2 separate regions of the Homo sapiens genome follow, and region 1 is linked to region 2. A link is a contact called in ENCODE Hi-C or POLR2A ChIA-PET data. All regions are on one chromosome and are shown on one strand. The core of a region is the stretch at or near the end of the contact, and the rest is flanking DNA. Distances in the headings are between cores, read along the strand shown.

Region 1 (4,825 bases), core at 790-3,289, 250 kb after region 2:
ACTATATATGCTATAATTATATACTTAATTACAGCTTGTTTTAGGATCATCTGTGAAAAATGTATTACAAATACACTTTGAGGATATGACTACAATAATAACACAATGGAAGGTAGCTGAATCCAAGGATAATTTGGCAAATACTAACAAAGAGTTTACTAAAGCAACACTGATTTAAAGGATACAGATACAACTAAGGACACGAGGAAAAGAAAATAATCAAATAGATGTGCTTTGCATTCACAGTAGAGTATCTTAGCAGTTATAAGATGGAATACTTTAGGAAATATTTTACACATAATCATTTTCTAAAGACCTGAGGAATTCTTTTAGGAATTCCTCATCATTATTGTTACTTTTTTCTTTTCTTAATATGCTTTGAGCATCAAAATTCCTGTATCAGTGCCATTGTAATCATACTATATAAATATGTTGCCCATCACATGAATTCATAAATTAGGGTGAAGTAACAAATGACGAATGGACAAGGCACAAAGAGAGCTCAGTAATTTTACACTGGGGAGATAAAGGAGGGGAAAAAAACACGGGAAACTATATTTCCATTGAAGATGTTTTTCTTTTTCACATATGCTTTCAGCATCTTAATTGTGAAAACTCATGGGCATTCATAATATAAGAAAATCTGGTGTAATAGTGGTCATTTCTACAGCAGAATGCAGCTATTGACTGTTTACTAGAAAAAGGGAGACTCAAAGCCTATTTGGAAACAGGTGGCAGAACGAGGGAACTAAGTAGTGAGGGGTACAATGAGGATTTAATGAGGGATGCTGTTGGTTCCAGTGATTCTCAGTGGTGGCTGTTCATGAGATTCGTTTTTGAGGAGCCTTTAAAAAGTACCGATGTCTGCCACAAACCCCTCTCTGCCACACCCCACCCTCCATATTCTGATTCAATTGAGAGTGGAGGACAAACAAAATATGGAAGATTTTTGGTGTGCAAACTGATCTGATGACTAGTTCTGAAGATTGCTTGGAAATAGTGAAGATGGGGGAAAAGCATGGAGGAAATCTTAATATAGAAGGGACTGAGACAAGAAAGAGAATGAATTGACAGAAACAATGGGAAAAGAGGCATGCAGTTCATGGACAAACCATCCAAGGAGCTTAACTGCGGTAAATAGAAGATGAGTTAATATTCCCAAGAGACATATACTTTCCTATGTATGGATGTAAAGTAGATTATTGATATTTCTTGGTAAATCTCCCAAACCTGGCTTTTTCACACTAAATTTCCAGCCACTGCTAACAACTCCCACTGTGCATTCATCCAGAAGTTTCTGAAATTGGTACCAGACAAAGAGAGCTATCAGGCATTTTCAGCAGGCCATAATATTCTGGATCAGTTAAATAAGAAAGGAACAAAAGGATTAAATTGGTAAGTCAATGGTAAGACTGAGAATATCTATGAGGTTCCTACCCTGAAACAAAATAGTTGAAGAGTTATGCAATTTGTGTGAGGTTTCTGAGGAATCTTTATTTTGCAAGATTTGTAACACTATGTTATTTTGGCTGAGGATACCATAAAAACAAAGTCATTTCCAACAGTGCACCGAAAATCTTTGCACTTTTTCTGTGTTCCAAGCTCAAGGGACTACCTATCATTCTAAAAATATATCAGCCCAAACTACCTTTGCTTTTTTTTTGAATGTCTTTATGTCTTCAATATCATTTTTTTAGTCTCACTCCAAAAGACACATTCTCTGTTAAACATCTTGCAGTTGATGAAAGGCAGTATCTAGGTATGCTGTCATCCAGAACACACACATCTTTAATATCACTTTCATGTTGCTCTGTTTACTTATCTGCCTCTCTTTCTGGATAGACTGAGAGTAATTCAAAGAGAGTTTACAGCCATTGCCTTGCAGAATGTCTGTTTTTAATTGCACTGGAAAGCTAACCCTTCTGTTGGGTAACTAGAACCCCTGATGAAAGAGAACTGGACAAATGCTTGCTGCATTAAGTTGACACCCTTCACCTACTTGGAAATGTTCTTTTTGGCCAGTCCCGTTGAAGCAACTTTAGTTATGTCAGCTGAGTCTGTTCCGTGGTGTGTTTTTGTGTGAGTGGGTTCATCGGTCTCAAGGGGTGTATGAATCAACTAAAAATATATGAAAATTTTGCTTGTTTGTGCAGCACATGTGCTTTGAAAGAAAGATTTGTTGAGATTCTCAAAGTGGTCTAAGGCCCAAAACAGATGATAAAATAAAACACTATCATAAGCAGTGAAAAACTAGACAGTTTATCACTGAATTCCAAAATTAGACGAGGATGACCATTATGATTACATCGTATTTATTGGAAAATAAAGGCAAAATTTATTACCTGCAGCATTATTATAGTCTACCTAAGAACAAAACAAAAAACTAACTGAAACTTTTAGTACTAAAACTAATAGAATTCAGGAAAGTGGCTAGATATAAAATAAATTTAAATGTCAATAGGTTTATATTTGCAAAATTACTTGGTAATATAATTTTTAACAATCCCAGTTCATCAGTGATAAAAGTATATAATACATCAAAATTTAATAAGCTCTTTGCAAGACGTCTACCAGAAAAATAAAATAACTTTCCTGACAATCATGAAGGAGGACTTAATAAATACAAAACTGCGCTGTATTCTTCGGTGAGATGATTTAGTACTGGAAAAATTCCAAGTAAATGTATAAATTACCTCAGTGCAGCTAAAAATGTAAATTTAAATAATAATTAGATACATTTTTATCTTTCAGATTAGCAAAGCTTAAAAATATGTGGAATAGTGTACTTTCTCATATATTGCTGACAGGGATATAAATTGTTACAACTTTTTGGGCAGTAACTTGGAACTATGTAGCAAAGTTTTAAACTTCTCCCTCCATAGTTCTGTTTTTATAAATTTATTCTCCAGAAATATTCACCCAAGTGATTGTAATAGTGATATATTAGAAACATCATGAAAGTTTGTCAATAAGAATTGGATTAAAAAATTATTTTCCATCCCTTTGGGGAAATATTGGGCAGACATTAAAAGGATGTGGCAGTTTTATCCATCAAACACAAATCTTGTCCTTGTTTATAATGACAATTATGCAAAAGCAAGCTGAGACACACAGCTTAATGTAACTACATCTTTATTTTTAAAAAAAGTATATGTGTGTCTTTGTGTAGGGGGGGTGTGTGTGTGTGTGTGTAGGATGCATGTAAGAAAGTTCACGAAGGAATAGACTGATTAGTGGTCATTTCTTGGAGTAGAATTTCAGGGGCTTTTTGTTTTTTACATCGTCCTCATTTTCACAACTCTTCAAGACTTTTACAATAACAATACCTTATGTTATTAATTGGAAACAAACATAAAGATTTCTTTATCTCTTCAGCCTTTCACCTTAAGATTGTTATGGCTTCATCTCTGTTTTCACCATACTTAAACTTCAGAACACAACCCTTTTTAGGGGAACTGCCTACCCAGTCCCTCAAGAGAAGACAGACACCATTCACTATTTTATAGCTGAGTAGAGCTAATGATGGAAATGACAATGATAATGACAAGAGAGGGCCTGACACATTTCTGAGCTTTTCGTCAACTTTTACTGCTCGCTCTTCACCTCCCTGTGATCCCCTGCCCTAAATGAGAGTGTTAGAATGTATGTCATTAAAGTTCATTTCATTTGAAGCACACATATTAAAAAAGGAAAAGAATCACAAAGATCCTTTTGCTTTACCAAAAGAAAAATATATTCCTCAGACGGTCAAGGCTAGGCAGAGCTTTTTAAAGCTGGAATGTGAAATTTTGGATCCAGAGCTTTTCTTGATAAGGAAAAAAACTTTTAAATGGAGATAAAAAATTAAATTGGAAACATCCAGACGTATTTAGAGAGGCCTATTTGTTGGTTTTCCAAGTAGTTACTACATCCCCAAGCCTCTAGATTTTTTTATTAAAATGCTTTTTAAGAAATATCTCATCATTGCATAATCTATTGGGCACAAAGAGAATGTTCTCATTGTAATCAAATACTGAAGAACGTTGAAGAAACCCCATCATTTCTTTAATTTTATTGCAATTTTGATTGTATGATTATTTATTTCAACATTAAAGAATATTTCTCTTTTAAAGTCTCTACTGATCAAGCGCACAATGAGTTATTTTAAAACACATTCCAAATATTTTATTTTGCCCAGCTTCCTGTTGACAGGTACAATAGTCCCATCTTAGCTTCTGTTCACACAAGAACACATTTTGAAACCCAATTAATAAAAGGTAGAGCTACGCAAGCTCTGCAGAGCCCAGCACCTGCTGAGCAAACTGTCAAATGTTTGCCACGGTACTTAGAGCTGTATTATGGCAAAATGGAAAAAAATAGGCATGGGAATAAAATTTAAAACCCACAATGAAATAGTTGATTAAGAAAATTAAGCCATTTAGTACAGACCCATGCCTCTGCCTCCTGGAGGAAACCTTAGGAGGCTGTGTGGACCAGAGTCAGTTAAAACATTTGTCCTCTGTGGCAATGACTGCTTAATTTTATTCACAAAGGACTCCTTTGGCATTCATCTAAATTTTCAGACCCCTTTTCAAATTTATTCATAAGTTTCCTCTTTCCCAGTGACCCCAACATACTCGGTGCTGGGAAAGAGTCTGTCAACAAATGGCAGATCTGCACCTAAGCCAGCATGAAGCCTTAGGGGTCCTGAGGCCCAACTTCAGATAGCTCCTTGGGATGGGATAAGGCTGAGCTCTTAGTCTCCCTGAGCCAGGCATTTTAATTGCTAGATTTTTTTTTTTTAATGTTTAAGGGAGGAGGGGGAGGAAAGTGATAAGGGAAGCTT
Region 2 (4,704 bases), core at 639-3,138:
AGCACTTTTGATTGATGTTTGATATTGCCCATAACACTTCAATTAGAAACAGTGAAAATGGGTCACTAATTAAAAATAAGCTCTTGGTGTTAAAAATAATATTTACATAGGCAATCTGTGGAGAGAGAAATAAATTGATATATCATATACCTCAAGATATAGTTTTAATTTTATCCATCTATTTATATGATCCGATTTCTCAGAGCAAGCTAACTACAAATAGTATAGTATTAGAAATGTGACTTCTCCTTTTTGGGGTATAAAGGTGGAGTTTTCAACAAGCAGAGTGTGGTTATGGTTGGATAGAATAGTACAAGGTTGTGTTTACATAGAATCTTTCATTGAAAGAACTTTGAGTGCTTCATAAACATTGCTTCACGAATGCTTCCAGCACCCTTAGGAGGTGAATGGAGTTATTGTCCCCATTTAACTAATGGAAAAATTGGAAAAGAGAGGGCTTGAACTTCATATTCACCAGTCAATGGTCTATGTGACCACAAAAATATGTTCTACTTAGCCTTGAATTAATGCTATACATCTGTTCTGATTTTATGCTTTTGTCATTTTTTCTTTGCATTATACCATTAAAAAGTTATCATATAGAAACTTTCATGAATATTCTGTATTATGAGATATAATATTCTGCATCATTCTTTAAACTTCCACCAAAGTTCTACTATCACAGAAATTTTATTGGAACAGGGCTTTGTTTTACTTTATTTATTCATTTATTTATATTTTTAGAGACAAGGTCTCACTCTGCTGCCCAACCTGGAGTGCAGCGGTGCAACCCTAGCTCACTGTAGCTGCAACCTCCTGAGTAGCTGGGACTACAGGTGCATGCGATCACCCCTGGCTAATTTTAAAATTTTTCGTAGAGATGGGGTCTTGCTATGTTGCCCAGGCTGTTTTTGAATTCCTGGGCTCAAGTAATCCTCCTGCCTCAGCCTCCTAAAGTGTTGGGATCATAGGCATGGGCCACTATGCCTGGCCTACCCCATTTATTTAGAGGTTACATTTCTCTAAATAAATCATAGTTTCCATTGCTCCACACCCTTTCCAGTCTTTGGGATAGTCATCTTAACTACCAGAAATACAGCCACAATCTCAGATTTGAACTAACACTAGCCGTAGGTCAGTAACAGCTGTCACAAAATCCTTGAATTTTGCTTTGCAGAAGATAGCATCAGTTTAATCACCCAAGGGAAATGTGTAGAGTAGAGCAAGTGGTAACAGGACGTAGATCCACTGACATCAGTAAGAAATGACAATTGACAACGGAGGGAGAGTTTTAAAAAGCAGTTTGCTATGAGTGGTAAGATTATATGAGGGCTTTTGAATATTCTCCGGAAAAAGGCCATTTAAATGAGAATAAACTAGTTGTTTATCTTGTTTATCTTGTTTCTAGTTATTTGTCACAGTAGTTTGGAGTATGTTCTCTCTCTTACACAGCTCTGAGATGAGAAATAAAATGGCAGTGATAAATAAGCAAGGTTAGTCTGATGTGCTGATCATTCTTAGATTCAATTAAAGTTATATTCTGTGTATAAGATATTTGTAACTGTATTTTAAAGACGAATATCACAAATAGTTAAAAAAAGAAGTCCTTGAAGTAATATGTATCAGGAAAAGAAGAGCTCATCGTCTCCTCTAAAAGGGAATTAATTATCTTTTATCCAGTATACGTATGGAGCCAATCAGTGAGTGAGATATATACAGGCCCTCTGACAATTGTCAGAAGGTCTTGACATAGCTGCTAATGATCTGTTGACAGGAACAGCTGGTGATAGGAACAGAGGTGAGTGTTACTAGAGAAGAAGGCATGAAGATCTCACTGCAATGGTGCAGTGAGAGAACAGTAGACACGGTGCCAGCCAGAGCCCCATTAACTGGCCCTTAGTAAATTCCAGGATCCAAACTTTATGGTCTCTACTTGGCATGGAATAAAGATAAAAAAGGATTCTGTTTGATCATCTCCTTAATATCCATATACGAACATATTCCAAGGAGAAAACTGTGCCCTTTCTGCAATCCTGTACCTGAGTCTTTTAAAGAAAGCACAGAATATTTTGGACCTGATGTTCATTGGATCATTTGTCAACATGCCAAATAAACTTTAGCTCTCAGAGCACTTGGAAAACATGTTTTGGAGAGTCTGTGTAACATTCTGGGTGGGGCAGTTTCTAAAAGGCTCAATCTTAAACACAAAACAGAGCAGTAAGACCAGTGATTAGTATCGATGCAACAATTTTACAGCTATGCTGAATGTGCGCTGTGTTAGGAATGCTCTAAACCCATGCCGGGTCAACACGTCTTTCACCTTATGTTGCCCGAAGAGTGCTAAATAGTGTGTGTTACACATTTTTAATCTTTATCCAAATAAACTTAGTTTCTGCAAAAGTTATTCGATAATAAGAATTTATATATATTTCTCTTTTGGCTTCTAAAAATTATGAAATATTTCATACATATAAAATAATAAATATGAAGTAAGTATAAATGATAACAGTAAAATTTATATCCCTGTTTTTATCACCTAGTATAAGAAAGAAAACTTTTCTAATGCCTTTGGCACTCATATGAGTTATTTCTCACACTCCTTCACTTCAGAGATAACAACTGTCCAGACTTTTTGTGTTTATTATTCTCATCCTTTTCAATAAGTTTTACTACATATAGATATAGGTAGACAGAGATACACACACACATACACATATATACTCCTTATATATATGAATCCCTAACAAAATAGTATTAGTTTTACAAGTATTTGAACTTTATATGAAAGGTATACTATTTTATGCCTTCTGTGATTGGCCTTGTTTGTTCAGAATTTTATTTGTGAGATTCATTCATATGCATGTAGTTGATTCTCTGATGCAGAGTATTCAATTGTATAAATAGACCACAAGTTATCTATTTACTCCCCTTACCACTGACAGCCAGGTTGTTTCCAAACTATCAGGAACATTCTTGTGGATGTCTCCCGCTGTTCACAAGCAAGGCTTTCTAGAGGATATAGAAAGTGGAATTGCTGGATAGTGCGATATATGCATCTGTAACTTTACTACATAATGCTAAATCGTTTTCCAAAATCAATGAGCCAGTTCCCACTCTCACCAACAGTGGATCATAGTTTTCATTGCTCCACATTCTCTCCAACATCTGAGATAGTCAGACTTTTAAATTCTTGCCAATTCAGTGGACATGAAATGGTAATTTGTTTATTTAGTATTATTTTCCTGGTTACTAAAAAGGTCTAGCTGCTGGGCGTGGAGGCTCATGCCTGTAATCCCAGCACTTTGGGAGGCCGAGGAGGGCTGATCACGAGGTCATGAGATCGAGACCATCCTGGCTAACACAGTGAAACCCTGTCTCTACTGAAAAATACAAAAAAGTAGCTGGGCGTGATGGCGGGCACCGGTAGTCCCAGCTACTAGGGAGGCTGAGGCAGGAGAATGGCGTGAACCTGGGAGGCAGAGCTTGAAGTGAGCCAAGATCGCGCCCCTGCACTCTCAGCCTGGGTGACAGAGTAAGACTCCGTCTCAAAAAATAAAAATAAATAAATAAATAAATAAATAAATAAATAAATAAATAAAAAGCTCTAGCTTTGGATTATATGTTTTCCAGTCATTCATGTTTCTGCTTTGGTTAAATGTCTGTTTGCTTTGTATGGCCATTTTGTTACTGAGTTGTTGACTTTTTCTATCTGTTTTCAGGAGTTCTTTGTATATATTATCAGGGTGCAAATGCTTTTTTGGTTATATATATTCCAAACATCTGCTCCCAAATGATCTTTTCAATTTCTTTTAACATAGTCTGTTATTTCTTCAAAATTTTTACCAAGGTAAACAAATATTCTCTGCTCACTGTTTAAAGAGAGGTAAAACTAGATTAATTAAACTACTCAGAATTTTAATTCAAACATAAGAATCAGAAATGGTACAATACATTTGTGTTAATTATTTTAAAAGGCAAAATGGCAAAGATATGTTTCCTGACAGACTCTCCTGGGAAATCTATTGAAAGGATTATATCTAGTCTTAACCAAATGGATTCCTTTATTTATTTAACTGAATCCTGCCATCATTACAGGCATATCCAAAAAGTCTGTAAAAAATCAAATAGCAACACATCTCTCTCTTTCCTTCCAGCATCCAATTTCTGGAAAAAGTAGTCTACACTTGTCGCCACTTCCTTGGAATCACTTACTTCTTATCCTCGGGTGATCTGGCTTTCCCCAGCACTCATTTGAAAACTGATCTTTCAAAGGTTGCAATGACCTTGCAATTTCCAAATTGAATGGCTTCTTAATTAGAGTTGCCAGATTTAGCTTTAAAAAATACAGAATTTGCAGTTACATTCGAATTTTAGATAAGCAAAGAATAACATTTGAGTATAACTATGTCCCAAATATCCCAATTTATGTTCCAAATATTTGCCCTACGTCCTCTCTCCAAATACAATCAAGCACAAAGTGCCATCAATGCCCCAAGTATTTATATTAATAATTCCTTCATAATGATTATGATGTTGGAATGAAACAAAGATAGGGAAAGTTTGCTATTTAGTTTGCGTGATACATTTATGGAACAGGGGTCTGTGATTATATTTCCTTCTAACCAAATGTTTTTCCACCAGTCTCCAGGCCTGAGACTTTACCTGCTTCTGCTAGATTCTCCCTAGGCAGTATGATTAAGAGAG

The links. A loop is a pair of places that touch in the nucleus more often than their neighbours do. ChIA-PET counts read pairs that join two places held with the same protein, here RNA polymerase II (POLR2A). Pooled maps may share reads with other maps.
Region 1: a map of heart left ventricle shows a loop between it and region 2 (2.0-fold over the local background). The contact joins two enhancer-like sites. A Hi-C loop is called at or near these places in 1 of 168 maps with a recorded cell type or tissue (heart left ventricle) and 7 of 50 pooled maps. POLR2A ChIA-PET finds 5 or more read pairs at or near these places in 2 of 52 experiments (A673 and naive thymus-derived CD4-positive, alpha-beta T cell).

What each region holds. Positions count from the first base shown.
Region 1 is chr6:139,756,477-139,761,301 of GRCh38, forward strand. No RefSeq gene overlaps it. Among named protein-coding and RNA genes, the nearest start is that of FILNC1, 12 kb to the right of the region's middle. Within about 2 kb of position 2,040, at least 3 of the 41 ENCODE cell types and tissues checked have a DNase peak (open chromatin) inside an H3K27ac peak, as active enhancers do.
Region 2 is chr6:139,508,424-139,513,127 of GRCh38, forward strand. No RefSeq gene overlaps it. Among named protein-coding and RNA genes, the nearest start is that of LINC01625, 36 kb to the left of the region's middle. Within about 2 kb of position 1,889, at least 2 of the 41 ENCODE cell types and tissues checked have a DNase peak (open chromatin) inside an H3K27ac peak, as active enhancers do.